Linked DNA regions of Mus musculus: regions 1, 2, 3, 4, 5 and 7 are each linked to region 6. A link is a loop called in an ENCODE intact Hi-C map of the cell type or tissue named here. Cell type or tissue: heart. All regions are shown on one strand. Each heading gives the region's core, and the rest is flanking DNA. Links, peaks and the distances in the headings are about the cores only.

The links. A loop is a pair of places that touch in the nucleus more often than their neighbours do. Peaks named below come from ENCODE experiments on the same cell type or tissue, not always from the same donor. Only the 100,000 strongest peaks of a DNase experiment are listed, where the experiment ranks them.
Region 1: a loop joins it to region 6, with 2.2 times the contacts of the local background. A loop is called at or near these places in 8 of 42 quality-filtered maps.
Region 2: it touches region 6 in a loop (2.8-fold over the local background); 15 of 42 quality-filtered maps call a loop at or near these places.
Region 3: it touches region 6 in a loop (2.6-fold over the local background); 6 of 42 quality-filtered maps call a loop at or near these places.
Region 4: it touches region 6 in a loop (3-fold over the local background); 12 of 42 quality-filtered maps call a loop at or near these places.
Region 5: it touches region 6 in a loop (6-fold over the local background); 18 of 42 quality-filtered maps call a loop at or near these places.
Region 7: it touches region 6 in a loop (4-fold over the local background); 8 of 42 quality-filtered maps call a loop at or near these places.

What each region holds. Positions count from the first base shown.
Region 1 is chr8:121,437,089-121,441,420 of GRCm38, reverse strand. No RefSeq gene overlaps it. Among named protein-coding and RNA genes, the nearest start is that of Gm26747, 21 kb to the right of the region's middle. In heart, for the core only: no CTCF peak of the experiment used is centred there; DNase peaks (open chromatin) are centred at 1,820 and 3,153; H3K27ac peaks cover 932 bases.
Region 2 is chr8:121,227,104-121,231,435 of GRCm38, reverse strand. No RefSeq gene overlaps it. Among named protein-coding and RNA genes, the nearest start is that of Gm33739, 15 kb to the right of the region's middle. In heart, for the core only: a CTCF peak has its summit at 2,340 (motif pointing right); DNase peaks (open chromatin) are centred at 1,732 and 2,338; H3K27ac peaks cover 1,695 bases; H3K27me3 peaks cover 467 bases.
Region 3 is chr8:121,416,149-121,420,480 of GRCm38, reverse strand. Gm26747 (a long non-coding RNA gene) reads right to left here and starts at 1,854. Exons shown (of 4, transcript XR_879271.1): 1 at 1,783-1,854. In heart, for the core only: no CTCF peak of the experiment used is centred there; a DNase peak (open chromatin) is centred at 2,250; H3K27ac peaks cover 544 bases.
Region 4 is chr8:121,232,987-121,237,318 of GRCm38, reverse strand. No RefSeq gene overlaps it. Among named protein-coding and RNA genes, the nearest start is that of Gm33739, 21 kb to the right of the region's middle. In heart, for the core only: a CTCF peak has its summit at 2,193 (motif pointing left); no DNase peak of the experiment used is centred there.
Region 5 is chr8:121,391,542-121,395,873 of GRCm38, reverse strand. No RefSeq gene overlaps it. Among named protein-coding and RNA genes, the nearest start is that of Gm26747, 25 kb to the left of the region's middle. In heart, for the core only: a CTCF peak has its summit at 2,523 (motif pointing right); DNase peaks (open chromatin) are centred at 403 and 2,553; H3K4me3 peaks cover 278 bases; H3K27ac peaks cover 1,708 bases; H3K27me3 peaks cover 1,060 bases.
Region 6 is chr8:121,511,338-121,515,669 of GRCm38, reverse strand. No RefSeq gene overlaps it. Among named protein-coding and RNA genes, the nearest start is that of 1700018B08Rik, 31 kb to the left of the region's middle. In heart, for the core only: a CTCF peak has its summit at 2,035 (motif pointing right); a DNase peak (open chromatin) is centred at 2,039; H3K27ac peaks cover 224 bases; H3K27me3 peaks cover 2,777 bases.
Region 7 is chr8:121,424,406-121,428,737 of GRCm38, reverse strand. It overlaps Gm26747 (a long non-coding RNA gene), which reads right to left. Exons shown (of 4, transcript XR_879271.1): 3 at 850-2,023. Among named protein-coding and RNA genes, the nearest start is that of Gm26747, 7.9 kb to the right of the region's middle. In heart, for the core only: a CTCF peak has its summit at 3,946 (motif pointing left); no DNase peak of the experiment used is centred there; H3K27me3 peaks cover 294 bases.

The sequences.
Region 1 (4,332 bases), core at 72-4,071, 74 kb after region 6:
AGAATTGGAGTTATAGCCGGTTGTGAGCTGCCGTGTGGCTGCTGGGGATTGAATCCAGGTCCTCTAGAAGAGCAGCCAGTGCTCTTAACTGCTAAGCCATTGTTTCAGTCCCGTGTTTACCTTTTTCTAAAAAAAAAAAAATATGTGTATTCACACACACACACATATATATATATATATATATTCCCTTGAGACATATACATACATACTCACACACATATACTCACACACATATACTTACATACATATATATGCACACACACACACAAGGGAATATATATATATTCCCTTGACATGTGGGGTTCCGGGTTCTCTTCACTCAAAGTTGCGAAGCCTTCACAACCCTAGAGTGTTTCAGCGAAGCTTGAACTAAGGAGTTCTCACCCATCTCTCCTTCCCATCTGAGGCAAATGTGATCTCCCAGACTCCATGGGCTTGCCCGTCCTGGACACTGTCCAGAAGGGGAATACAATAGGTATGGCCTTCAGTCACCAAAGCTGTGTTTGTGGCTTCTCAGCATCACGGGCCTGCCTCTGGTTGCTCTTCACAGGGCTTTCGTGAAGATAAAAGAAGCTCTTTCTCAGAATAGTTCCTTGGGTAGGATAGAATCTGTGAGAAATAGTTTGCCTGGTTGCCCTGCTGTTGAGCACACAGAGCAAGACCCAGCCACACGGGACCACCAAGACGACACGGACCGTTAGCTCCTGCTTACCACAGACTTCTGGAACAAAATTCTGGGTGGAGCCCAAAGCTACCCAGGGGACACTGGCAACTAACTTCTAGGAACCTCAGTTCCCAAGGGATGTGGCGAGGCAGCTTGGGCCTTTTGCTCCAGACTGAGCTGCCCACAGACACAAGGGCTGTGTGAGGTGCGATCCCCTTGGTCTGCTTCATCCAGCTTCCATGGGGCCTTCCACTGCAGGGCTCAGAAACTGAGCTCCGCCCTCCAGGTCCAGTGCCTCAGTTTTCCCCAAGGAGCTGCAGACTCTTAATGCCCAAGGGGGATTTCCAAACACAAGAGCTCTCACGGTGACATGGTTGCACGTTGACTTCCTGTCCTCTCATTACTGAGACTGCCCTGAAGTATGTCCCTCAGCTGGAGCCACTCTCATCTCTGGTCTGAGCCTAAATTGCAGGTTGAGCCAGTGGCCATCACTGGGGTCTGGTCGTAAGACAGTGTGTCTGAGAAGGCTGAGCCTGTGGCTCCTCTCCTGAAAGATCCACCCTCCACTGGAGAACCTTCGGCAAGTCTTTCATGGGTCAGACTGGTTTGTTTCCAGCCCCCTCTCCTTCCTCTCCACCAGGCAGTCGGGGGCATATGGTCCTTCCAGCCTCTTCAGCAAAAGGAGTTCAGGGAGCAGCCAGCCAGCTGCCTTGATGATGGGAGTCGGTTAGATTGCAGGGGCAGTGGGCTTCTGGAAGGTGTTGATTTAGAACATGTGTGGGCAGACCCAGAAGTCATCTCCCAGCCTCATGTCACTCTGGTGGCTGCTGACTTTGCTGTGGTCACTCCACCTAAACAGCACCTTATTTTGGGGATCAGTGCACACCGGGAAGAGCAGAGCTGAGCTCCCTGCACCCCGTTCCTCCTGTGCTGATGGACAGACCCAGGGGTAGGAATAGAGTCAGTCTTAACTGCCATGTAGCAACTGCCCTGTCAAGTGGCTGGGAATGGTGATGCAAACCAGGGCATGGTTTAATCTCCACTTTATGCAGGATGGTCTGCGCCATGCCTGGTCACCTGCCAGTGACCACGCTGGGGCATTTGTCCATTCTGGCTTGCACCAGGGCTCATGACTTTGCAGTTTTCCAGGTCACACCCTGAGAAGTGCTGGCAGAGTGAGCACGTACTGGTAGGGGGCAGGGTGAGGCCCAAAGGCTATGGGGGACATCCATGGGCCAGCCAGAGGGAGCCACTTCACACACACACCCTGACCTGGCCTGTGGGGCTCCTGTGCACACCCGAGCCCAGCCCTTGGCAAGCTGTGGGGAACACATGTGTGGAGACTCAGCCCAACCTTCCTGCTGGGCCCCAGCAGGCATGGAAAGGCCTTGTTTTTGGAAGCTGTAGACTCTGGCCTCCCTGGGGCATGGTGGAGCCTGAGTGACAGACAGTGGCATGTCGGCTCAGGCTCTTCCTCAGGGCCCAAGGAAACATTTCCTCTGTCATGAGTGTACTAAAAATGTATATGTGTGTGAGTGTGTGCGTGCAAGAGTGTGTATGTATGTGTGTAAGAGTGTGCTGTGTGCATATATGTGTGCATGTACATGAATGTGTATGTATGTGTGTGAGTGTATATGTGTGAGTGTGTATGTATATGTGTGTGCACATGTAAGTGTGTATATGTTTATGAGTGTGTGCTGTATATGAGTGTGTATGTATGTGCATGCATGTGCTGTGTATGTATGTATGTGTGTGTGTGTGCACATGTAAGTGTGTATATGTTTATGAGTGTGTGCTGTATGTGAGTGTGTATGTATGTGCATGCATGTGCTGTGTATGTATGTATGTGTGGGTGTACATGTATGTGTACTGTGTATGTGTGTATGGTATGTGTCTGTGTGTAAGTGTGTATATGTGCATATACTCTTACACTTACACGTGCAAGTCAGAGGAGGACATCAGACACTCTACTCTCTCACTCTTCACCTTAATCTTTTAAGACAGAGTCTCTCACTGAGCCCTGAGCTCAGCTGGGGGCCAATAATCTTCATGATCCTCCTGTCTGTCTCCTATGTCACATGGCTAAGGCACACACATGCACACGCATACACACACTCACACATATATGCCCACACACCTAGAGTAAGTGCATAGGTGTGTTTGCCTTCTGAGCCTCTCCCCAGCCCTGAAACAAGCATATAGGAATATTCCTTGCTTTGTGCACAGCCCTGGAAGTTCCCAAGGGCGTGGTTGCTGCTGGGACATCCCCTTCACCTGCTCCGAGATGAGGTGTGAAGAGGGAATGGGGCCCTAGGACTGATCCTGGTGGCCTTGACTTCAGTGTCTGTGGGTGGAACTCAGGAATCAGTGAGGCCAGATGGGAACGCCACTTCTTTGTCCTCCCTCAGCTTGAGTTGGAACCTAACCGTTCCTCCCATTATGGACACAGGCTGTGAGCCAGTGAGCCAGCGCTGTTAACAAAGCCTGTCACTTTGTCACCAGCTGGTCATGGCTGTTTTCTCCTCCCAGCACAGAAGTGTCAGTCTTTTGAGACGACCTACAGTCTGAGATCAGGGTGTCTGAGGTCAGGAAGCTGTGAGATCATGTTCCACAGGGGTGTGTCTGTTGTCCCACTTTCGGCCATTTTGATGGCTCTTCCGTGCTATCTCTCCTACACCCCCATGAGTTTTATGCATGTCACAACATTCCAGGGAGGATCCTTGGGCTTCCCACAGCTTCCAAAGGAGCTGAGGTCTGAGAGAGAGAGAAAGAGAGAGAGAGAGAGAGAGAGAGAGAGAGAGAGAGAAAGAGAGAGGACTCGATTTTGTTTTGAGAACTCTGGAGTCCTCAGGAGAACCCACTTACCACCTTCTTCCCAAAGCCCTTTCTCCTTTCTCCTTCCCAGTGCCAGGGTCCTGGGGTGCAAGGATGTGGGCGGAGGACCCTGAGCTGTCGGGATTCACAGGGGAGCCGGGTGGGGCTGTTTTCCATGGCTACCTGCCCCTTCTTAACCGACTCCACAGCTGGGTTTCATGGCCCTGTGCCTGCCCTCCCGGGGTGACTGGGTCAGGAGAAGATCTGTCTCACATCCACAGGTTGCCCTGCCCTTGAGTGTGGGGACAGGGAAGGGAATGAGGAGAGATAGCTGCCTCTTTGTGGCCAGTAGGGGGATGAAAGGGGAGTCCTCGGGCATGGCTGAGCAGGATTGTTCTTGATGGTGCCTTGGTGGGCTGAGAAGGGAGGCTATGCCTTCCCAAGAGGTCTGCATGGTGCTCAGCCCATGGCCTGGTGTGTACCTGGGAGATTCTAACCAGGGCTTCTGCCACTACGACTTTCCTGTGTCAGCATTGCTGTCCACACTTGGCAAAGCCAGATCTCTCAGCCTGCCCATGGATACCCAGCCCAGGGTCAAGCACCGTGATGGGTCACCCCAGAAGAGGGCAACAGCTGGTCTCTAGGCAGGGTCAAACTATCCTTGGCTTCTATACCTTGAGCTGGGCATGCCCACCTGTCGCCTCAGCTGATGCCTTTGGCTACTCTGCGGACATCAGCTTGGTCTCCTGATTCTCGCTCTGTCATTCACTAGCTGTGGAACCTGGGCATCAGTATCACCCGCCCATGTCTCTGGTTCCTCATCTGTAAAGTGGGGACAGAACAGTATTATGCAG
Region 2 (4,332 bases), core at 326-4,325, 280 kb after region 6:
TGGTGCTGAAGAGCCAGGGCCATAAAACAAAGCTCACTCATTCCTGCATGCTTTTGTTCCCTATGATTACACACATATACACACACATATATATATATATACATATATATACACATATACATATATATGTATATATATATTCTTGTAATATAAAATGAGCATATGATGCATGACTTTAACATAAATCATGGGTGAAGAATGTCTAAAACTCCATTTTCATCTCGTAATACAATAAATGTGAGTCAACCTGTTACTCGGAAGTCAAAGTTCTCACTACGCCCCATGCCTTTAAGAGTGTTCAGTGTTCTTGGGATGGCAAGCCCGTCCTTAGCCAGGCTGGGAGGGTCCCGCTGGGATGAGCTCAAGGTCCTGACTGAAAACATGCACGCAGTAAGAGTTCTTCGGGTCTAGCAGCCGTGCCACTCAGGGCGTTTTGGGGGAAGATGAACATTTACCTGAGAGCTGGCTGTAAAGCAACAGGGGAGAGAGGGCTGACAGTTCATCCTGAGGCTTCTGGGTTGAGGACATGAATTCCCACGGGCTTGTGCCTTCGGAAGCGACTGTCCACCTGTTAACACTCCATCCAGCCTGACGTGGTACTCACAACACTCAGGAGGCACGAGTGGAAAGCCAGCCTGGGCTGCCGTGGTGTCTCATCCCGGGAGCTTCTGAGACTAGAGATATTACAGGGAAGCCCAGAGGGAGTCCCCAGGGAGAACCTGTCAGTCTTCAGCCATCAAACGAACCCTGCCTCATCCATCCCGAGGCCCTGTCTCAAAATCTGCACGTGAATCAGTCGCTAATTAAATAAGTCAGTGCACGATTTGGTCAGTGAGAGCCAGAGGCTGTTCACTCTCAGAGGTGTCTGGGTTTGCAAAGGCCCAGTTCCTGCTTAACCAGCTGTGTGGCCCAGGGCGGCCCATGCCTGTCATCCCAGCTCCTGAAAGGTTGAAGCAGAAGAATTGCTGGAATCCCAAGGCTAGCCTGGACTACATGGTGGATTCCAAGCTATCCTAGGCTACATGGTAAGGTCTTGTTTCAAAAACTAGTTATTATTATTATTATTATTATTATTATTATTATTATTTACTATATTATAATTTATTATTATAAAAAGTAGATATATAATTATTCTAATCAAAACTGTAATGAAACCCATAGACAGAATTTAGAGGTGGAAAAAAACTGGCCAGGAATCCCAGTTACCCAGCAAGGTAGAGATGGTCGCCACATCTCTGTCACCCAATACAATTTGAGGTGCTCTTTCCATTGTGGGGAGGTGCTTGTGGGCAGGGATGAGTTCCCAGGAGGCTCTGGGGCCTGCCTGATGTGTGGCTTCTTCAGCACACACTTTTTATAAGCCAAGAGCAGGCTCACAGTCAGTCACAGGGAAAATAGCTGGAAAAGTAGCCCCCACACCCCACGGGCACAGGCTTCCATGTGACACAGGGCTCTCCATAAAAGGCTCACGTTGGGACATGGGCTTTCTCTCCAGGACTGGCGACTGACAAGTTCTCCCTGGGGCTTCCTCTGTGCTCCTCCCTGAAACGACCTCATCTTAGAAGCCCCCCCCCCCCCCGGGAATAGACTGTCCTTCATCCCTGGCACCCACCACAGTCAGCTCTCCAGCGCTGAGTGATCTGTGTCCCCTGAGGAAACACTGAGATTCCTATCGGTCCACATCACAGGCTCACTTCCTTCCCTGAGACATCACTAGCTGCCTGTGGGGTGTCAGGTTTCAGAGCCATGGGCCACCAGCTGAGGAACAAGAATGAAGAAGAGTCTTAGAAAGTGTCTGCAGATGGAGGGCGGGGAGGAGAGAAGGCCCAGGAACTGCTAGTGGGTCCTGTCCCTGGTTTCAGGGGCCCTGGCCACGTGGCTTTACCCAGGACTCCAGATCTGAAGGTCACAGGGGAGCAAATCTTTGGATAACCTTGGTGGCAATGGTCTTAAAGCATGGCTCTAGAGGACGGGCCACAGATCTGAGGGGACTTCGTAGAATTGTCTTGGTTGGATATCGGTGGCATGGGTCCCCAGGGAGACTTCAAGCCAAACACAATAGCCATTACCAGACCCAAACTCAAAAACAAAACAAAACAAAACAAAAAACACCAGGCTAGACAGGGTATAGGTGCAAACTGATGGGAAAGGTTGAGCTGGCAAAATGGGCAGAGGTGGATCACTGAACATACAGAGAAAAGGAAAATGTAAATAAAAACCAGAAGGGAAAGGAAAGGCTTAATTTTTTACTACCGGACATGTCTTTCAGTCCTGAGATCCATTGGTGACATTGGTGGGAAGCAGTGGCCGATTTTGCCATTACTCCTCCCACACACAAGGGGGCGCTGGAATGACTTCCTGCCAACATGCTCCAGTCCCAGAGCAGCCAAATGTTAGGAGACTCATGGTCCCAAATTGACTGACCATGAGAAATGAGAAACTGGTTGATGCCCTACCCCAGTCCCAGGTAGGCAGGACATGCCCTTGTCCCTCTGGTTTGGAGGGGTCTCTGAGATGAGCAAGCTTTCAGCTGAGTTTCTGTGAACGCAGCTGGGGATTCTGAGACAGCAGGCAGGATACTCCAAGTAGAGGGTTTCCTACATGACCTGATCACGTGCCAGTGTTGGGGTGCATTGGGGACCCACGCTGACCCAACACTCTCCCATGCAAAAGAAAATGGGCCACAGGGGACATGCCTACCATGTTGGTGAGACAACTAAATCCTATGTGTGGTCTCAGTGGAAGCTCTCCTGCAGAACCAGGCAATGTGTTAAAAGCCTCTTACCATCCTCTCTGCCTCCAGCTGCTGTCTGTCCTCCTGGCCGTGAACTGCCTGTTTCGAGCTGGGTTAGACAACACAGTCATTTCCTGAGGTTTAACTAGCTCACCTCCTTCACAATGGCAGAGCAGGCTCTGGAACAGCACTGACAGGTTAGCTGCACACGTGGAGCTCGGTGATTAAACCGGGAGGGTCAGTAATGTCTTCCGTAACAGATGTGAACATCTGCACTGGCCTAAGGACAAGAGACCTGCTCTATACTGGGTCCCAGCGCCAACAAAGACCACTCCAAGGAACCCAGAGTTCTGATTGCTTATTATAGGGGGTGCCCTGTCCAGGCTGGGGGCCAAGTGCCCGGCACAGAGCTCATGATGGAGGGGAACAGGGCAAGCAAGCTGACCCCAGCTCACCCCCCACATTGGCCTCGACCTGAGCCTACCCCACCGCCCTCCCACCTCCCCTGCCCCTGCCCACGCCGTGTTCAGTATCTCCTAGCCCAGCAAACTCTGCCCAGAACCACAGCGCTGACGCCGACCCTGCGCAGCATGGCCTCCTCTCTTGCCAGCCTGTTTTTGTTTTGCTGCCCGATGCTGACGGCTTGCGGTTTGCCTCACACTTTGTCAAGTTCACGGCAGCCATAGGAGAAAGCATCAAATTTGTCAGCGAATCCTGTTCTCTATTACAGTAACCGCGGTAATGCCATCCAGCTGGGTCGCCTCCGCAGCCCAGCACCCTGCCTCATGGCTAGTCAGGGGATGTGGGTGGAGGTTGCTGACGGCCTCCCCAAGGTGACGGTACAGCCAGGATTCCATCACTCACCGCTGCTCTTCTTACGTCAGAACAACCGGAGGAGGACTTCATTTTTTAAAAGCATGATTTTATGCATGGCATGTGGTGTGCCTGTGTGTGTGTGTGTGTGTGTGTGTGTGTGTGTGTGTGTGTGTGTGCACGCACACACTAATGCCCATGTGTTCACACACAGGGGTGCTCTTGTGGAAACCAGAGGTTTTCACTGTCTTCCTCTATCACTCTCCAGCTTGGTTTTGGGGACAGGGTCTCAAACTGAACCTTGAGCTTGCCATTTTGGCTAGGCTGGCCAGCGAGTGAGCGGGCTCTCTGCATCCACCTGTCTGTGCCTTCCAGGGCTGGGCTTACAGGCATATACCACGCCCAGATTTCTACACAAGTGCAAGTGTTTGAACTCATGTCTTCCTCATGCATACATAGAAAGCCCCTTACCTGCTAAGCCCTCCCTCCCTGTTCCCCCAGGGAAAGAGACTTCTAATTGCTGATAACAACAGTAAAAGGGAAATCTAGGTCCCTAGAGCCTCACAGGTGACACACCTGTCACTTCTGCAGGTCAACTTCCCCTACCTGTCAATACTCAGAGCTCAATCTGGGTTCAAGATGCCCCGTCCCTTGAGCATAACCCCTGCCTGGCCGCTTCTCCTGGGCATCCCCTCCTGTGCCTCACCTTTCTCAGATGCTCGCTTGAAGCACAATGTAACTTCTACCGCAGCCAGCCCAGGGGAAGAGGCCTCACCCCATTCACC
Region 3 (4,332 bases), core at 159-4,158, 95 kb after region 6:
GTCTGCTAGATAGACTGGTCAGTGAGCCTCAGGCATCCTCCTGCTTCTGCCTCCCCAACCCTGTGGTTACAGGTGTACAGATGGGCTTGGCTTTTCTCTTGTTAAAAAAATAAGATGTGGTGATGGTAATGGTGATGGTGGTGGTGGTGGTGGTGATGGTGATGGTAATGGTGGTGGTGATGGTGGTGGTGGTGGTGGTGGTGGTGATGATGGTAATGGTGGTGGTGGTGGTGATGGTGGTGGTGGTAGTGATGGTGATGGTGGTGGTGGTGGTGATGGTGGTGGTGGTAGTGATGGTGGTGGTGGTGGTGGTGGTGATGGTGGTAGTGATGGTGATGGTGGTAGTGATGGTGATGATGGTGGTGGTGGTGGTGATGGTGATGGTGATGCATGTGCTGGGGATGGAACCCGAAGCCGCATGCATGCTTGGTAAACACGCTACCATTATGCTGTATTTTCTGCTCTTGCCTTTTCCCAACCCCCCCCCCCCCCCGGCATGGTCTCTGGGGATCCAACACAGGTCCTCACGAGTATGCAGTACACACTTATCAACTGAGCCATCTCCCTAAGCCTCCAGAAACTTCTGTAGCACCTTCGTAGCCTTCAGAGGCTCAGAGAGGACAGGCGAACTTGTCAAGGTCACACAGCTGGTAACTTGGCTCAAGTCTGTGTGGCTTGAAGGCCATCTGCAAAGCCTATATGGGTGGTGACACTGGTTTTGTGTCACCCAGACCTGTGTCACACCCAGGTGGATGTGAGCCAGGCCAGCAGAGGCTGCAAGCAACTCTGTGAAGGGGCAGGGACTTTAGGCTGCATCCAAGGGCCTGGCAGGCTCTGCAGCAGGAGGAAGGAGATGTCTGGAGCCTCTATCAAGGTTCTCACTGGTAGGGGTGAGGCCTTTTGCAGGTTGTAGGGTAACCCTGCAGCATGGGGTGAGGAAGGGAATCACACATGGCTTTGCACTGGGGTGCTTGTGAGCTGCCAGGCTACCTTCTTTGGGTATATTTGGGTCTGAGTCCCCCGCCAGCATCATGGTTCTCCCCAGACTCTGTACAGAGGTCACAAAGTGGGGAATGGATCTTTGAGATTTCTTCCATTTTTAAATAGGGATACTATGTCGGGTTGAGGGGCCTTCCCCAGACCCCTGTAGTCTGAAGACTGCAGAATGGGTTGGTTTTCTTGCCACACCGCCTTGGATTCCAGCATCCTGGCATCTGTGTCGTTCCCCTGGTCACTCGCAGTCCGTCTGTGCGGCTGTCAAGTTCCCTCTGCCCAGAGCACACTCTGGGCAGTTCCCTCCTGGCCATTAGAGGTGGACTGTAGGAACTGGGGTTAGAACCTAGGCCTCGGGGCTAGAGAGATGGCTCAGTGGTTAAGAGCACTGACCGCTCTTCCAGAGGTCCCAAGTTCAATACCCAGCAACCACATGGTGGATCACAACCATCTGTAATGGGATCTGATGCCTTCTTTTGGTGCCTCTGAAGAGAGCAATGATAGAAGAAAGAAAGAGAGAAAGGAAGGAAGGGAGGAAGGAAGGAAGGAAGGAAGGAAGGAAGGAAGGAAGGAAGGAAGGAAGGAAGAACCCAGGCCTCCCTCCCTCTGAAATCCAGATGCCCTGTAGAATCTCACTCCCACCCCCAAGCCATGATCTCTTCCAGCAATGTCTGGTGTCCTCTCTCTCTCTCTCTCTCTCTCTCTCTCTCTCTCTCTCTCTCTCTCTCCAGCTCCCAGCCTGCCCACCTTTCCCTGCTCTGGGCTCTCTGGGGTCTTTCCTTAGCCTACCTCTCATCTCCTTCTGGCCACTGGCTGACAGGCTCTTGGATTCTTCCTGCAAACAACCCTGTGATGGCTCTCTCTACTCCAAATTACCTGTCCTCACCAGAGCTCAAAGGTCGTCAGTGTGCCACGGTCCGTGTAGAGCATGGCAAATGCTTGATTAAGAACAGGTTTACCCAAGGGTCTAAGGTTGTGACACTCCGTAACTGACTCCCCCTGTAGTTTTACTTAGGGGGGCTGTGCTTGCTTTAGCACCCCAGCAGGGCCGTAGTTCTGGGAACCGATCTGTTCACAAATGTGTGGAGATGGGAATTTTGAGATGATGCCTTGGCTGGCTTCTGTTTCCAACAATGCCTGGGGTGATGATGGGTGGAGAGACTGGCCAGCTCCCCCACTCTTTTCCTTCCCAACCCCAGGAAAGAGGCTGTGGGCCAGGGGAGTGTGTGGATTCAGTGCTGGACAGGGGATCTTATGTCTGGCCTCTGTTGACTTCACTAGAGCCGAGCTCTGCCAACTGATAAGGTCAGAGCGAGGTCACGCCCAGGGTCAGATGCCCGAGGGGAAGTGGTTGTTACACATGTACTCTGACTTCAGAGCCAGGGCCTGGCTGCCACTTGCTGGTTTGATATAGCCATGGTGGGCCTGTGAGATTGACTATTGATGAGCTACCCAAAGCTCCCCTACTCTTGAAATGACCTTGGTTCTGTCCTGGATCAGGACTGTTTTCTCTTATCCAAACAAAAGGAAGACGAGGCAGTGGCCACAGGGCAGTCAGAACTGATAAGAAGATATGGGGGACAGCCCTGGAAGCTTGCCTGCTTCTTGACCAGCAGGCTCTGACTGGGTTCTAGGACTCTGGCAAAGTCAGTCCATTGGAATGTGGTCTAGAATCCCATTGGTCCTGGCATAGAACAGTGTCCAGGTCCAGAGAAGGACCTGGTGAGATCCACAAGTGCCCAGAAACCAACAAGTAGGCACCAGAGACAGGGTAGCTTGGACCTAGCCTTGATTTCTTTTGGCTGCCACGGACCCGAAAATTGAATTAGACAGAGCAAACACTGGGATGCATTTGACTACAATGAAGAGAATCTGAGATGTCCTTAGGAATGTTCTAGCAAAACCAGAACTTAGACATGTCAGGCACACCTCTGGACAAAGTCCCTGCCACCTGGATTTCTAGCTGTCACTCACTCTTGGTGCTTTGGCCAAGTACCTCCCATTTGAACACAGGGGGAAAAAAGCCACCTTTGGTGACTGGCAGGGCAGCTGCTGCCCGAGAGTAATTATGAAAACATGATTTCACCCTCTCTGTCCTTCTTAGGCCAAGCAGGGAGCTAATGGAAATAACCCCGAGGAGACAGAGTGAGGCTGCTTAAGGCACACATGACAGACAGAGCACCCGGCCTGCATCCTAGCTGGAGCCAGGAACCCCATGTCGTCCTGTGACTCTGGAGGAATCTTCATTCCTCAGCCTAGCTCCAGGGAAGCTATTTCCACATTTCCTGCTCCTCAAACCTGACGACAGGGCTAGGGAGTTGGTTCAGCCAGTGAAGTGCTTGCCATGCAGCCTGAGGGACCTGAGTTCAATCCCCAGCACCGGTGTTGAGAATTAAGGGTGGTTGTGCCAGCTTATAGCCCCAGTGCTGGGGGAGGGGCTGAGGAGTCTTGGTCAACAAGTACAGTCAAATACACGAGCGCCAGGTCCCAGTGAGACACTGCACCAGCTCGGTCTGTGTGTCAGCTTGACACAAGCTAGAGTCATCAGAGAGGAAGGAGCCTCGGTTGAGAAAAAGCATCCAATGGTAATGCATTTCCTTCATTAGTGATCAGTGGGAGAGGGTCCAGCCCATGGTGGGTGGTGGCATCCCTGGGCTGCTGGTCCTGGGCTCTACAAGACTGAGCAAGCCATGTGGGGTGGAGCAAGCCAGTAAGCAACACCCTTCAGGGTCTTGCCCTGTGTGAGTTCCTGTCCTGACTTCTTTCAATGATGAGCAGCAGTGTGGACGTGGAACACCAGATTTGTTAACCCATTGTGGCCTGGAGAGGAAAATAATCACAGCACACCGCATAGAGCAGAGCATCCCACACCCAGAGATGGTCAGGCGGCCCTACTTTACCTTCTGAGCCCCTCTCTCGTTCATGGCTTTCAGCTGAAGACAGGTCACTGTCGCGGGACAGGAATAGTCACAGAGCAAGGCTCTCTGGATGTTGGCATTATCAGAATGGGGTTTAGAAGGAGTCCCATGGTAAGGCTTGATTGGAAATGCTGGGAGGTGTTCACCGTAAGGCGAATGGAGATTTGAAGAAAAGCTCATGCTAGTGGGATGAGGATCAAGGTCGGTGTGCTGCGAACAGATCCGCTCGCCCCAATCCCCAGGGAGGGAACAGTCAGGACAACAGCAAATGGAAGAGAGCAGCTGGAGCCAAGGGGTTGGTAGTACAGTCTAACACATGAGACTCTGGGATCCCAGAAGAGAGGAAGGGAGCAGAGAAATAAAAGATAGATAGACCGACAGACAGATAGACATGTAGATAGATGATAGATAGATAAATGAT
Region 4 (4,332 bases), core at 47-4,046, 280 kb after region 6:
GGGCCTGGTTGTTCATCCAAGCTCTAAAGGCTCATGGGGAAGGTAAGAGAAGAACACATGGGATGAATGCTTCCAGAAGTTCCATAGTGCCCTAAAGTGCCATGTCTGTGTTTACCAATGAGCCCTATTATCTGGGTACAGCCAAAATCCTGTTCCTCCCCCCCCACCCCCCCTCCCACACACGGAATTCAGGATCTACACAGGTGCAAGAGCTCCTAGGAAAACAAGCAGGGATTCTGAGGAGGTGTTATGGTCTGGATATACTCAGTCCAGGGAGTGGCACTATTAGGAGGTGTGACCCTGTTGGAGTGGGTGTGGCCTTGTTGGAGTGGGTGTGACCTTGCTGGAGTGGGTGTGGCCTTGTTGAAGTGGGTGTGGCCTTGCTGGAGTAGGTGTGGCCTTGTTGGAGTAGGTGTGTCACTTTAAGATCCTCATCCTAGCTTCCTGGAAGCCAGTCTTCTGCTAGCAGCCTTCAGATGAAGATGTAGAACTCTCAACCCCTCCTACACCATGCCTGCCTGGAAGCCACTGTGCTCCCACCTTAATGATTCTGGACTGAACCTCTGAACCTGTAAGTCAGCCCCAACTAAATTCTGTCTTTATAAGAGTTGCCTTGGTCATGGAGTCTGTTCACAGCAGTAAAACACTAACTAAGACAGGAGGCAGCAACATGGCTGTAAAGCGAAAGAATAAGAACAGAGGATTTGACCAGCAGACAGGAGATGCACTTCTGGAACATTCTACCACAGTGCAAGGTACTCTCAGATCCGACCTTACCCTGACCTCCCCTAGTGTCCACTTTTCCTGTCCTGGCCTCCATTACCTCCTCCACCAGCTTTGTTGTCTCCCAGTACCCACCACAGCTTCTCCACAGAGCTTCTTCTTGTGCAGAGCCACACAAGTCCAAGCTGAGTCTCCAAGAACACTGTGGCTAGAAGCATCCTTCAGCTCTGCTTTGGCATATCGAGACAGCACGGACTTGCTTAGTCAAGCATGAGTGGGACACTCAGATGTCCACGTGTCTGAGGATAACCTGCAGAGTTGGCTTCAGAGAGAGGAGGGCGGAGCCTGGGGAAACCTATAGCATTTGTTTAAAAGAATGAGGGCTCAGGAGAGGTGGCTCTCACAGTTTAGAGCGCTGGTTGCTTTCCCAGGGTGTGGGAGGCTGAGTCCCAGCACCCACATGGTGGCTCACAACTATCTGTAACTCCAGTTCCAGGGGATCTGATGTCCTCGGCTGGCCTCCATGAGCAACTGCATGCACATACATACATACATACATACACACATACATACATTCATACATATATACATACATACATACATACAATTTAAAAGAAATATTTTTCTAAATTTTAAACATAGAAAGCTAGAGAGGGGAGGGAGAAGGAGACAAAGAAGGAAGGAGAGAAAGAAGGAAAGATGAAGGCAGGGAGGAGGGAGGGAAGGAGGGAGGGAGGAGGAAGGAGAGAGGGAGGGAGGAGGGAGAGAGGGAGAGAGAGGGAGAAGAAAGGAGGGAGGGAGAGAGAAAGGGAAGAAGGAGGGAGAGAGGGAGAGAAAGGGAAGAAAGGAGGGAGAGAGAAAGGGAAGGAGGGAGAAAGGGAAGAAGGGGGGAGGCAGAGAGGGAGAGAGGAAAAGAGGGAGGGAGGAGGGAGGAGGGAGAAAGGAAGGACAGTCAGAGCCCCTCTTCCTTGGAATGGAGTGGGTAATGAAGTTGGTCCTACCCATCCAGGAGAGGCTCTGGTGGACACTGAGGACAGACAGACCTGGACCTGCCCCAGGGCATGCCCTATGCACCTGTGGGCGCCTTCTCCTGTCATGGGTCAAGAAAGCACATGCACAGAACCAGTCACAAGTCCCCTGGAAACCTGTGCCGAATGACCCTGATCTGTGGCCCCCTCTCCCAGCTCCGAGAAGAAGCCATGTGAACTCAGCTCTCGGAGCAGGAGGCCAAGCTCATCTGGTCCCCATCTTTCCTTCGATCACTCATATTAACTGCCGTCTTTTCTTTAATGAATACATTTTAAACCTCCAGGTGTTTTAAATTTTTATCTTGTTCACTTGCTTACACGAGGAAATTCAAGCAGACCTGTGCGTTAATGAAAACCCAGGGGATGCAAGGGCAGGCCCTCTCCCTTGGGAGGCAGAGGCGCTCTGCGGGCTTTGGGTACCACAGCACTGGCTGCAGTTCCCCCACTTAGCCACTAGGAGCAGGGCAGAGCCGTGTGCCCCCTACTGTCCTAAGTGCCTTCTCAATGGCTGGGTACAAGTTCAGTGTGGCTGCCCCTGAGCTGACCCCAAATGCATAGAAAGGACCCAGGCTATCCCTGGGATATCCCTGAAGAATCCACCTCCTGCGCCAGTCCGGATATAGAAGGAGAGGGGTGGAGACATCTGAGTCCCAGCACCTTCCCGGCTCAGGGAGCTCCTTCTGGGTGCCCTGGTCTTGGTGTCACACCGGTTGCTCCGTGTGAGGCTTTACCCTCCCCAGTGAGTCCCACCAGCAGATCCTGATCCCTCTGTTGCGGTATGAAACCTGTGTGCCATAGAGGCCGTAGGATCTAGGTGTGGCAGACCCTTCCACTACACTGTGAACAACTGAAGCCGTAGGGACAGTGCGTGTGGCCAGCCCTCGGCACCCATGTCTCGGGGTGAAGCATATGCAGGGTCATTCCCATAGGAAGCCTGGAAGAGGTGACTAAATACCCCTTGACCAGGAAGGCGTGTCCCTTCTGCGCCACTACAGGGACTGCAGGACAACCTTTCCAGGGTCAGTCAGGATTTCACTGGTGGCTGCTATTCACGGGCTCCCCACTTGGGCAGGGTCAGTCGTGGAAGTCACTTCCTGAGAAGGTATCTGAACACGTCTGAACTGGCCGTGCCCCTGGTACTTAGCACCCCGTGACTCAGTTTCCCCTGGTTTTGAACTATTCTGTAAACAGAAATCCCCATCTCCATCCTGAACATCAGTCTGTCTTTCGGGTCACCACTGTACCCCTTGAGCTCACCCAGCCCAGGATGGGTGTCACTGATGCTTTAAGGCGTGTGGCCCAATCAGGGAAGGGCTCCACCGTCCCGTCCTCTGGCCCCAAAATGGTTAACTGAGCTGTAAGGAAACACCACACATCAGCGGAAGTACAGGCCAGGAAGAACTTTCCAAGCCTCCAAACAAAAGGGATCAAGGCAGCCATCTGCGCAGTGTGGAAGGAAAGACATTGGCTTTTTTTTTTTTTTTAATTGGCATTCACCTCTCACTGGTCCTTTAATGGACCCTTCGTGTCTTATCTTTCTGGAAAATTCTAAAATGGGAGAGCCAAGGAAAATTTCAGAATGCAAAACTTTCAGAATATTCACAAGTAATGACTAAGGGGGAAATGTGTGTGTGTGTATACATATATATATGTGTGCGTGTGCATATATGTGTGTATGTATATATGTGTGTATAAATATGTGTGTATATGTGTATATACATATATGTGTGTGTATGTATGCGTGTGCATATATGTGTATGCATATATGTGCTTATATAAACAAATATATGTGTATATGTGTATATATATGGGTGTGTGCATATATATGTGTGTATGTATATATGTATATATTCATATGTGTGTGCTATGTGTGAGTGTGTGTGTGTGTGTGTGTGTGTGTGTGTGTGTGTGTATCATCAGAAAAGAGACAGAATGCCACACAGAACCCAGGTCTGCTGCTGTCTCAGAACTCTCACACTCTGTATCCTTTTTCTTTCTCTCCCCCTCCTCTCATTACTTTTTTTTTTTTTTTGGCCTGGGAAAAAAGAGCAGGGGCAGGAGGGGGCCGAGTGGAAAGAGAAACCTTAGCTGACAGGAAAATAAAGAAGATGGCTGCCCTGCGGATTATCCTAAGCCTGGCTTTGAAAGGGTGAAACTTTCCTCGGTCCTGGGCCCAGGTTATCTCCTCTAATTGCATTATTCTGAGATTTACTGAGATTAAATGGCCCGGCTTAGTGGCAGTAATGGGTGGCAGGTGTTACTACAAACACACAGCCACTTTTGACTCTCTGGCTAGTCCCACTTGGGGCAGGGATGCCCTTCTGCTACATGCCACTCTCCTGGGAGTGGGCAAACTGTGGGCATTTCCCCAGCACAGGGGCCTGTCCCCTCAAAAGCTGTGCTTCTTGATACCAAGGTGACCTTCCGTCATGCGTTCCCCACACCCTGATCACACTACCTGGTTCAAGGAAGAAGTTTTCATTATCCTTGGAGGGTCACACTGAGTCTGCGCTCTGTCTTCATTCTTGTAGCCCAGGCTAGCCCCAAACTCATCAAGAACTCATTCTATAGTCAAGAATGC
Region 5 (4,332 bases), core at 224-4,223, 120 kb after region 6:
ATACACACACATAGGTATGCCATATGTGTATATGCACACTCATACCCCAGTCACACACATACATGTACACAGACACCGGCACCCATGCACATCCCCACACCATAAACAAGAAACTATGGCCATCCTTTTCCGAGACACCCCAGCTGTGGAGGACCACCCTTTAATGAATTTGAAACATGGCCCCACTGCAAAATGCAAACTCTTTGTTTTTATTCCTTTCATGGGAATTCAGGGTGAAGTCTCTCTGTTCTCCAGGCCACAGGATGCCGACCACATGCTCAGAACACCCTGTCTCTCTCACCCCATCTATCTTCGTGGTGGGACCAATCATGAAATGTCCATCCTGGCTCCCCAGCTTGGAGGCAAATGCCGATGAAATGTCCTTAACATGTCCCCATTTCCTGTCATCCAGGGAGATCCCCAGGGGCTCGGGCCGCTGAGTTTAAGGCAGGGACCGCAGATCTGCAGCAGAGTCGATGGCCGTCTCACGCAGGGAATTTGGAGGTTTCGATCAGCCTGATCCACAGCAGCCAGTCAAAGCAGCCTTCGTATTACATGGATACACAGGCTAATACCCCAAGCTCTTACTTAGACTGACCTGGGACCAGTGCAGGCCCTGGAAAAAGTTAAAACGTGCCCTGCCGCCTTCCCCCTCCTCACTCGCTTTTCCATTATGGAAAAAAACCCGATTTTTTTTTTTTTTAATTTGTTGTGTTTCTACAATCGATTGTTTGGTTATCGGCACTGCCCGTTTCCTGATGCTCATTTCTGTTTCGACACAAATCAGTCTCGTTTCCTTTTGGAATAAGGATCAGGCTGGGAAGTGGACCCAGAACCGTGAGTTTTCCCTCTGTTCCCTCCAGCCCCGAGCTCCTGAGCCCCGCTTCAGCTCTGGGGTGACTCTCCCCAGCCTCCTGGCTCTCCTGGGCCAGTGCAGGCAGCCTGAGCTCTGCTCTCCCCATTTAGGAAGGAGATTCTAGAATTTCTACACAAACATCACATAGGAAGGGGAGGGAGGGACTTCCATTTTCATTTTAAGGCTCTAAAAGAAGGGGAAAGTAAACAGGGTGGGCTGTTTTATCTCAGGGGTTCATGGGGAGTCCCTACTGAATTTACCAAATAAAATGAATTTCAAAATTTTCATTTTCTCATTTTATTCCGGCAGAAAATGAGTTTGCCTTTATAATATCCAGAGCTTTCAAACTCTATTGAGTGAGAAATTAAGTTACAGAAAGTAAATACTCTGGTCTCTCCACACGCCCGAAACGAGACAGCCTGTCACTGTAACATGATAGCAAGCCCGGCTTTGGGGTCCAGGATCACTTATTATTTTTTTTTATGATGTATAATAATGAGAAACAAGACCCAGTTAAAATGTTCCTCTTTTAGAATGGTTGAAGTGTGATACAAAATAAATTTGATTGTAATTTTAATTTGTAAACCTAAGTTGCCAATTAAAAAAAAATCTTCCCAATGTCTTAAAACACGGAAAAAATGTAAAGAAAACAAAAATGAATGTTCTTGGCCACGGGAAATTCTATCTTTATATAGAAACACACATGTAAGGCAGGCGCTCTGGTAACGGGAGTGCTTTGCCTTTCGTTACAAAGAGAAAGCAATATTTGAACTGCAGAACGAGCGGACACAAGGAAGAAGGGTGGCTGGCTATTTGCATAGGAAAATCCAGAGACCGACACTAGGCAGATGTGGGCTTGGACTGTGATTGTATTTATAACAAAAGCTACATAAATGTAAGAAAAAAAGAGAGAAAGTTATTTTGCTTAAGTGCCTGGAAAAAAATTGGAATAATATTTGGGTTACTCCTGTCTTGTGCTTTGTGTTCTGGAAACCCGTGGGGTCCAGGAAGGATTAGAGAACTCCACTGGGGACTTGGGGAGACAGCCGAGCCTTAAAGAGTGCTTGCTGCTCTTCCAGGGGACCCAAGCCGGTTCCCAGCATTCACATAGGGTGGCTCATACTCTCTGTAGCTCCAGTTTCAGGTGATCCAGTGCCTCTACCTCCACGGGCACACATTCATACATGCGTGCATGTGTGTACGCTCACACACACACACACACACACACACACCCCAAATATTTGTTTTTAAAGCACTTTACCTAAATCGGAAGTGTGTGTATTGTGTATTTGTGCATGTGCATATGTATGTGTGCATGTGTGTGTGCACATGTGCGTGGGAGAGACTGCATGTGTGCATTGAATATGTGTGTGTTTGGTGTGCTTGTGTGTATGTGAGTGTCTCACACCCGTAACCTCAGGAGGTATACAGAGGGGTAAATGGAAGGGAAGATAACTTTTACCTCAGAAATTCTCTGTTAACACAAAACTCTTAAATGATAAAAAAAAAAAGCATATATATATATATATTAAAGGTAGGTCGACGGGGGATAGATCAGCGTGCCAATACAGAGAGGCAGGCGACCGTTTCTCTGTGATTCCCACCAATCCATATTCCTTTCTTCACTCTGGACCCTTGAACAGAAAGCAACCTTCTTGGGGACGTCTGGCTGCTGCCCAGTAGATGGTGCTGTGACTTCTAGAGATAGGAGGGTGGAGTGGGGGTGGGGAGGGCAGGACAGTGAGGTCTGCCACAAGCCCATCTCTGCGAACTTCCACGGAAAGAGGAGACTCCTCTATGAGGCCTCTGCAAGGTGCCACCTATCAAAGACTATTTAAAGTAGTTAGGCCAAATGTCTGTCACCAAATGTCCGATCCTTAGGAAAGGACCTAGGGGGTAGAGAGAGAGAGGTGTGGGGCACTTAGGAGACACTTAATATCTCAGAATTAAGGTGCCTGACCACACACTCTCTGCCCTCATGGTCACCACGGAGACCGAGTGCCCGCAGAGTTGAATTGACAGGTGTCAGTCACGATGGGCACCTAGTCTCGGAGGATGGCGGGGAGAGTCTGGGCCGGAGCTACTCCCTGTGTCTTCCCATTGGCACCTGTCAGACACTGGCTGCTCTTGGCTTTAGCTCTCTCCTGTCACTGTCTCCTGGTCAGGAAGAATTTTTCACCTTCTTCCTCAAGTGAACATTTTTCTACCCGTCTCCCTAAGAATGTGGTCCCGTGATTTGTCGCACTGAGTGTTTAATCTACAGACATTTTCAGATGACCTTGATGGACAGCATGGCTCATTAATTTCTTTTAGGCAACCATTAGCTGAGCTGTTTCTAATCTAGAAGGCAGCCTGAGTGTCGGCAAAATATCTCAGACAATCTGGGATTCCACAAAAGCAGCAAAAAGATTTATTTCCTTCTCTGAGAATGGGGCTCTTTCTTCTTGGGGATGAGCGAGAGGAGGCTTCTCTGGGCTCCACACTCGACGGTAAAGACAGAACGGCGGAGGGAGAAGCGTGACTTCATCTGGTCTGGTAGCAATTAATCTCATATCGTTTCTTGAAGTTTTAATTGATTGACACACCAGCTTTTATGCTTGTATGTGTTTACAAATTGTACGAGTTAGTTACCTTCCGTTCACAGCAAGGGTTCATGTATTAATAAAATGATTGTGCAAAAAAAAAAGAAAGAAGAAAAGAAAGAAAGAAAGAAAGAAAGAAAGAAAGAAAGAAAGAAAGAAAGAAAGAAAGAAAGAAACCACCAGCTGTTTAAATAAATTCTGTTCTGGTTTAAAGATTCTGCCCTTTGGGAGAAAGTCATTCTGAGTTGAGCGGCAGACACCAGCGAACAGTTACCATGTAAATAAATCTTCCTGTAACTTAGCGCTATTTTTCTTGTGCAAGATACTAACACATTAGAAAATAAACTTTGTGTGTTGGGCCCTGTTTGTATGGAGCAAGCTTCTGTAAGATGATCCGGAGAAAATGTGAACCAACCCCCGTGTGTGTTGGCTTCTTAGCTATTTGATATGTAGAAAGCTCTAGAGAATAAAAGGGGGCAGCTCTGGCAAGAGCCATTCACATTTCCGCTGTCGCACGGAGGAGCTGTTATCAGAGCGAGGGCTGACGCACAGAAAGAGCCGGTCACCTGGCACGTTGGCTTAGGGGATAATTTAATTACCCACCAATTAGTGTTAACTTGCATTTCTGCCCAGGCCGGCCTTCTCGAAGTCTTGTTTATTTCTAGAAATCAGGATGGTGACAGCTGTAATAGGCCATTCAGCAGCAAACATTTTCTCATTTAATTGAAAATATTTTAGCTTTCAGGGACCAAGCAAAGCAGGACTTTCAGGGTTGATGTGCAGAACTCCTGGCTGGAGGGGAGTAGGGGGGGGGGGAGTGTTAAATAGAGAACTCCCCAGCCTGCCCGGCTGTGCCTGGCCACTTCCCTTTGCCTGGCAAGTTGGTGGGTTTTC
Region 6 (4,332 bases), core at 177-4,176:
TGAGCCTGGGAAGTCCCCTGTTCATTCTGGCACTGACTAGAAGTCAGGAGCAGGCTAGACCTGCACAGTGGCCTTGTGTGTCCTCTTCAGAGCCCTGCTGAGCAGACATTCAGATTTGGTCAAAGATGTTGGTAGAAGCCTCTTAACCCCCTGCTCAGGGCTCATCACAAATCTACCGGCACCGAAAGTTACCAGATGCCAGTCCTGTGTTAGTGTTGATGGGTCAATGGCAGTTTCCTGTGTGAAAACCAACAGCTTAGTCTCACGGTGTGGCAGTCTGTTTTGAGCATGGTGACTCTCCACACGCAGGGTAAAGACTTATCTACACCCAGTTCCTGCCTCTGGCCTTTGGATATTGTTGCTGACATGACACTCTGAATCGTTCACCCCTCTCTCCTCTTACTTTTTAAACTATTTCCTATCAGCACCCACAATCCTTTGCTTCTAGTTCTGCTCTAGGCATTGTGTGTATGGTGTATGTGTATGTGTGTATGCGGGTATATGTGCATGTACACATGTAGGTAGAGGACAGAGGAGGATGCCACGTGCGTGTCTTTACCTCTCTCAACAACAATTTATTTATCTCTTTATTTTTCACTCACTTATTTTTATTTTGTGTGCATATGTCTGCACATGGTAGAGGCCAGAGAACAATCTGTGGGAGTTGGTTCTTCTACCATTTGGATCCCAAGGGTCAAACTCAAGTTTTGAGGTTTGGAGGCAAGGGCTTTTACTGATGAGCACTCTCTCCTCCTCCTCCTCCTCCTCCTCCTCCTCCTCCTCCTCTTTCTTCTTCTTCCTTTCTTAAAAATACATTTATTTTTATTTCTGTGAAGATCTGTTTTGCCTGAATATATGTCTGTGCACCATGTCTATTCCTGTTGCCCAGAGGCTAGAAGAGGGACTCAGATTCTCTGGAGCTAGAGTTAGAAATGGGTGTAAACTGTCATGTGGGTGCTGGGAATTGAAGCTGGGCCTCAGAAGAGCAGAAGTGCTCTCAACCAATGAGCCATCTCCTCAGCTCCCTTTTGGCATCTTTTAAAGATTGTATCAGATAGCCCAGGCTGGCCCTGGCCAGGGCTCAGGAAGAGTGTTCCTTGTAACTCACCATGGTATGTGCACGCAGTCTCACTAGGACCCTGGGTTGATTCTGCATCTGTCTCCGGTACCAGGCCTCGTACCTGCAGCGAGCTGAAGATGTTCCTCAGTTTCCTGGGAACAGTGAGATGGGCTGAGGTGAAGGAAGCTTGGGTGAGGGATACAAGCTGAGGATGGCTCTGTCCCACAGGGTGGAGCCAATTTCTGTTCGTTTCCCTAACTATAGGGTAAGAGAAGAGTCACACATGTCCAGGGGCCAGGGGGAAGGTCTGAGTATCCACTGGAGGTTGGGGAACGGCTCAGGGTCTGGGCACTTGAGGAGCAAACCCTCTGATTCTATCCCATAGCAAGACCCCTGGATCTCTGCCCCCAAACCTCCCCTCAGTTCCCCTACCTGTTCTACACCCCAAGGGCTACTCTGATGTCCCTTGTGCTCCATGCCCCCCTCATGAGAGTATGCTCCTAGTAGCTGAGTCCTAGCTCGCACACTCCCAGTCTGCCTGCTTCACAGGGAGTTGAGCATACTGACATACAGCTAACATTATACAATGACACAGGGACATTCCAACACCATGTGTAGCCATTTACCCCTCTTCCTGTCACAGAAACATCTCAGTCCTTGGCTATCACTACTCTGCTTTCTCTGGGCTCGTCTGTTCTGAGCGTTGTGTATCATTCAAGACATGACCTTCTGTGTCTGGCTTCTTCCTTCAGGGTCATGCTTCACTCGCATGGCAGTGTGTGCCAGCACTGCCAGCCAAACGCTCTCACCCTCTCCTGTATACTCTGTCCTAGTATACAACTATACTGAATACTGTGTACTCTATACCTAGTATAGAGCTAGGGCAACGCTAGTTAGTAGCTCTGGTCTCCAGGCCAGCAGCAGGGGTTTTCTGTAATCTGGTCACATTAGGCTAGACGTTGCTGTCCTGCACCTGATCGCCAGAAGGTGGCGCTGTCTCCCGCTTTATGGACACAGGTGTAGGACTCAGACTACTGAAAGGTAAAATGAAGTAACGGGGCTTTAGGCCAACGGAAGGAAAAAAATCATAATAAAAAAATAGAAATGGGTTCAGGTCTCTGCCCGGGACGGTGGGACGGTGCACTAAGTTCTGAGGCCCGTTTGTTTTAGAAGAGATTTTTGCTCAGCATTGGTTGGGTACCTGTGGGAAGGCTCAGACCAGCTTGAGTCCCTCACCCGGGCTTCCTGTCCCTCAGAGGTACTGAAGCACATCACTGAGCACAGCGCAGGCACACGGCCTGGCACCCGAGCTTCAGACACGCACCGGTTTCCTACCCCCAAAGGCAGATACAGGCGTCTGGGCAGCGCAGACACAGGTATACATACATGCTCCGTGGCTGGAGGTTTCATGGGGGCTGCAGACAGGTGTGTGAATAGCATCTGCAGCTCTGACACACCTGGGGTACTCAGGCTGGACCTTCCTTGAGGATCTGAGGGGAGGGGGCATCATGGCTGTTTTTCATGGTTCCCTCCAGGTCTGGACAGAGAAGCCCGTTAGAAGATGTCACACAAGGGCAAATAGGAGCCTTTCCTTGTGTCTGGAAAAGGTATGGTAAGCTGAGGGACAGCCCAGGCAAAGGTAGAGAGGAGGAGAGACCCAGCCAGGGGCCAGAGAAGGGCCATTTGGAGGAAGAGAGGCTGTGGACACCTTTGACTTCTGGCTGTGTTTTTCAGAGTGACTTCTCACCAGAGTGGAGGGTACCTGTCCAGCAAGGACTGAGTGCGTAGCTCCAGACACTCTGCATCCAGGGCATCCCTGTGGTTTCCTGTTTAAGAGGTCAGGTCTGGGAGCAGTCATCCTGTTCAGGGGACCCCTGGCTGCTTAGGCCTCCTTGGGGATCACTCCTGACTTGATTTCCCCTACCTCTGCCCAAGGCTAGGTCTGTGGAATCTCCAGGGCTGTATCTGGAGGGCTGGGTGGATCATTCTGGAAGCTGCTGGCTAATCTCTGTAAATTAGTACAGGGGGCTCAGGACCCCTGTAGCTTCTGTCTTCCTTGGCTTCTTCTGGATGGTCAGCTACAGTGGTGACTACTGTCCTGGGAGGCGGGGGACGGGGGTGGGCTTTGGATCTAGCTCTGAACTCACATCCACACATCCACGTGTACACAGACCGGCACACACACATGTGCACATATATGCACACACATGCAGATATGTATGTCTGGGTCTTCAGACTGCTATTTGGCTTTCTATTGGGAGGTTGATGTCAGCTGTAGCTAGGGTGGATTTACCAGGGACAGTACCAGACTGTAGGGGCAGCACGGGGTGTGGGGTAGGAGGCAGCGGGGCAGGAGTGTCTCCAGGTGAGGCACAGGCAAACTGTCCCTGAGCAGGACCCCAGCTCTGGCAGTCAGGAGGAGGTGGAACCTGGAAGAGCTTGCAGGTTTAGTCAACACCCGGAAGTCGTTAAAGTGAAAGGGACCCGGCAGCCCTTCCCTGAGCAGCCCTGCTAAGCACCTCACAGTGTGGCTTTTGTTCAGGGGTCTAGAGTGTAAAATCAGAGTGGCAGGCCCACGCTGCTCACATAGACCATTTCCTGGCTTGCCTCAGCTATGGCCACTCAAGTGACAGTCTGTAATCCCAAATGTCCCCTCCCCTGGCTGCACCTCAAGTTCACAGCAAGAGGCCCCCATCCCCAGCCAATCTCCCTCACTTCTTCAGAGGCTGTGAAAGGCTATTTGTGTAACACACTCCTGTGTATCTGTGATCCGCAGGGCCTTCCTGCGCGCACACGTGAGGGAGCTTTGTTCGACAGGATGCCTTCTTGGTTTTTGGTGTGGTACAAATATCTTTTCTCTCGTTCCTCGAGTGCCCCCATTTCTGTTACTGCTGCGGGAGCTACAGTCTCCATGTTTGTTCTGTCTTTGTTTGTGTGGTGGAACTGATTCCACCGCTGATGGCAGCTGCCTTTTCCCTATTATTGAAGGTTTTGTTTTAAAAAAATATTTATTTACTTATTTATTCGCATTTTGACAGGATCTTGTCAAGCATCCCAGGTAGGTTGTATGAGTGCTAGGACTCTGGACACCTAGTGAATGGATTTAATTTTTTTTTTAACTTTTAAGTTAGCACGTAGGATTATCAAGGTGGCTCAGTTAAGTAAAGGCATTTGCTGACAGGTCTGCCAACCTGAGCTCCATCCCTGGGACCCCAGCCACAAGGTGGAAGGAGAGGGCTGACCCCCTGGAGTTGTCCTCTGGATTTCCACAC
Region 7 (4,332 bases), core at 123-4,122, 87 kb after region 6:
GATGGCTCTGGGGATAAGAGCGTGTATTGCTTTTGCAGAGGACCCAGGTTCAGTTCTCAGCCCCTATGCTAGGTGGCTCACAACCACCTGTAACTCTAGCTTCAGAGGATCTAGCATCTTCTTTGGGCCTCTCTGAATTCCTACATACATATGTGATTACACACACATACACACACACACACACAGAGAGGCATACAATACACATAGTAGCATAAATATAAATAAAATAAATCATTTACAATGTCTTTTTAGTTAATATTTTAATTGTGTGCTGTATATGGAAATGTATGTGTGTGTGTGCTCGTACATGCATGTGTGTGTATTCATGTGTATGTGTGTGCATGTCTGTGAGCATGCCTGTGCATTTGTGTGTATGTGTGTGCATATGTGTGTGTGTGTACACCTGTGCCTGTGCACAGGCTGGAGAGGAAGACACTAGTGTCCCACTCTGTCACTCTTTACCTTATTCCCTTGAGATAGGCTCTCTTATTGAGCCTGGAGTTAGGGTGGCTGTCAGCAGACCCCAGGTATCCTTCCACCTCCCCCCTAATATGTGGGTGCCAGAATTTGAACTCAGGTCCTCCTGCTTGTGTAGCAAACACTCTTAGTCATCTTTCCAGCCCCATGTGTTCATTTTTATATAGAACATTCAATGCTAATTATACACGAACATTTCACCTGCTTCTAAAGAAGTTTGGAAACATAACTATATCAAAGGCCTCTCTCTGCCTCAGAACTGGTTTCAGCAGGATCGGCTCACAGGTGATGACCTGAAATCCTCACTTTCAAGTAGAAATCTTGACAAATTAGAAAAATAAAATTTAAGGACCAAAGAAGAGACAAACCTACCAGACCCTGTAGACAGTCAGATCAGACTCTTCTGCTTGATAGTGAATGTGACCCCAGTGTTGGGAGGGATGGCATGTGTCAGGGAGATTTCTCCCGCGGTGTTTGAGTACATGCACCTCAGACAGCAAGGGCAGTAAGGACTAAAGAGAAGATGCCTTCCGAGCACGGCTTGGTGATCTAGTGGGGTCACTGCCAGCAGTGTGGTTGAAAATGCCCCAAAGCCACAAAGATGGGGTACCTGCAGCCAACCTTCCAGCTCCTGCCCACGTGAGCACCTCCAGAGCTCACACACTGCTGCGGAGGACGGCTGGCGGGGGTGGCCGGAGTCTCAGGTTGAGGGTCTGAGGACCATCCCCAGCACTCTTCTAGGAGGGAGTTATCAGGCCCAGCCTTTTGGGGGCATCTCCTGTGGGTATTCACAACTACTTTGGTTTCATGGTGTCGATGGCCACAACAGACCTAGAGGACAGAACTCCACAGGAGAATAGGTGCTTCCTGAGCCCAGAACGCCCTAGATGGTGCCCCGTGGGCATCAGCTCATTCAGTCCTTTGTAGTGTTGCGAGTTGGTCCCAACACTTCTCCGACATTACAGATGAACATACAGAGTCCAAGGACTTTGGTGGGGCTCACACTGCAACATTTCCACCTGTGCATTCCCGCTGAGAAGCCCATCCTGTGCACAGTGGATTCCCATGGGTCCTATCGGGGCAGGGACACAGGATGTCATCTTTGGGGCCGTGAGAGAAAGTAGAGCAGGAAAGGAGATCTAAGAGGGGACCAGGAACACACCGTGTGCCAGTGAGCAGGTCATCGGTGAGCATCGGGCCACTGTGTAGCACAGTTGTGTTCTGCCCAGGGCTTTGGAAGCTCCTGTGGTCCTCTGCCCCACCCAGCTCTTCACAGGAGACTGGTTGTATAGTCGCTTCTCTCACCTCTTTGGCTCACAGTTGGAGGATGAAGGCCACCATGGTGGCAGGAGCTTGAGGCAGCTGGCCGCGCAGGAAAGAGAGAGAGAGGTGCGAGCCAGGGCTCTTTATTAGCTCTGAACCCCAGTCTATGACGTGGTGTTGTTTACATTCAAGGTAGGAGAGTGTCATGGTGGACTGAGAGCTGAGGGTGGGATCTTCAGCAGAGGATGTTGTCAGGGTTTGAGGTAGGATCTGTGGGAGGCACCTGGAAATGGACACTGAACATTAGAAGTTAACTTGTTTTGGATGCAACAAACAAACAAACAAACAACCCCTCCCCCCCAAAAAACACATTAAGATTGGGCAGCCATGGGTGTAGAGGCAGGTGGATTTCTGAGTTCGAGACCAGCCTGGTCTACAGAGTGAGTTCCAGGATAACACTGTCTCGAAAAACCAAACCAAACCAAATAAAATAAAATAAAATAAAATAAAATAAGATAAAGGGAACGTGTTATAGATGACAAGCCAGCAGGATGGTACAGCTCAGAACCCACGCTCCTTCTTCATGCTTGACTTCTATTCAAGGAGGTACAGGGTGTGCTGGTGACTGCAGGGCGTATAGCCCTAGCTCAAGCCTCCCTATGCTGTCTCCTCCCTGTCTGTGACCCTATGTTCTTCAGTGTCCCCGAAGTGGGAAGGCTATTTATCCCAGTGGACTGCGGGTCACTGTCAGAGCCTTCCTCTTGGGCCAGCCGAGATGTTTCTTTTGTCTTCACTTGGAACGCATCTGTGGTGAGCTCCCTGGGTTCGACCCCATCATTCATCAGTCTCCCAAGTCAGAGCAGCGAGCCCCAGATAGCCTCTTATCTTTACTTCCCAGCGCAAGGACCAGACCGTGCGTCACCGTGTCTCCGTGGGGCCTGAGGCTAGGCTCTCATGCATGCATGAACTTTGTGGTACTGACTGTGAATATTTCGTCCATGTTTTATGGAGGGGTGCTCCACGGCACATAGGACGAGTGAGGTAGCTGGAATATGCCACGGGTCCTCAGTAATGTGACTTCCGTAGAGGATAATCTGCATTGTGGGGGCTTGCAGAGAGGCCTGGGTTTATGGGCCTCCGATGGCTGGGTGAGGTTTCCACCTCCCCCCTGGAAAATGGACGCATTTTGGGTGGAAATACCTTTTGAAAGCTTTGCTTCGTTTTCAGATATAGAAGTGGAAAGTGGTTAGATTTCATCAGAGAAGCGTAGCTTTGAGTACTGGACTCTCAGACACAGTGTCTCTGTTTATAAAATAAACAGTACAAAGATGAAGGGGAGAATGAATTTTAATAGATCGCTGGCTGGACGGGCAAGCAGCGCCCTTTGGGTCTCATTACTATGTAGAAAGAGGAAACTTAAAGCCGCTATCTTGGGAAAACAGGGGCGGTTCCTAGGTGGCCGCCCTCCCAAGATGATCCCGCAGCAGCTTTGAAAAACATTCTTTTTTTTTTTTTCGTTTGGAGACAGGGTCTGGTCTGTAGCCCAAGCTGGCCTCAAACTGATGATCCTCTTGCCTCGGCCTCCTGAGTGCTGGGATGGTGGCCGGTGCCCAGATCCGTGGCAACTGCTTTTTTAGGTTGTAGCACGAGGATCTGATTTCTGGGATCCCGAGGTCAGGCAGCTCACTGTGCAATGCGGTTCTCTTTGGACTACAGACTTGCTCTTCAGTGACCGTGTCCTCATCTTTAAAGAGAAGAAGGTGGTGATAGGAAGTGGGGGGGGGGGGTAAGAGGCACACCCGGGTCAAACCCTAGAGGGAGGCTCCACTTTCTCCTCCTCCATCTCTCCTCATCTCTCTCTGTCTTTTTGTTGTTGGCCCATCTATTCCGTTTTCGGGTACCTTCTTGGGACGCTGTGTCTCAGTTTCCTCTTCTTGAAAACGTGTGCATCTGTTTTCTTCTCTGACTCAAACCCTTGTAGAGGAAGTGCCCACTTTAGCCACTAGTTTTAGAGGGCCAGTTGGTTCTGGGGTGGCTGAGACCCCTCCCATATTCAAAGACGACCCCCCCCCCCCCAGCGAGAATAGGACAGGAAGTGGGCGTGGCTGTGACCCTCAAGGCCTGCCCCCAGCAACCTAGTTCCTCTAGCTACAGCGATGCTCTGCCTCCTAAAAAGTTTCCACAACCTCCAAGACAGCGCCCCCTGCTGGTGACGAAGCATTTCTTACACGTGAGCCCGTGAGGACTTTTCGAATCCGGATGGCATGACTGTTGCGAACCACATGTTGAGTGTGAATTAAAACAAACGCTCCTCCCCTAAGTAGTGGGCTTCCCCCCCCCCCAGGGTATTTTATCGAAACAGAGATAAAAACTAGGACACTCGCCATTTTAGCAAATAGCCTGGTCTGAAGAACAGGCATGGTAGTGAAAAGCAGAACCGGATGTTTCCTAGCCCGTCATGCCCATTTCTTTCTCCCGCATGGTTTCCTGCTTTCTTTCTTCCTGAAAGAGGGTGTTGCTCTGTTGCCCTGGCTGGCTCAGTACTCTGTAACTCAGGCTAGCCTCAAACTCTTGGTCCTCCCACCTCAGCTG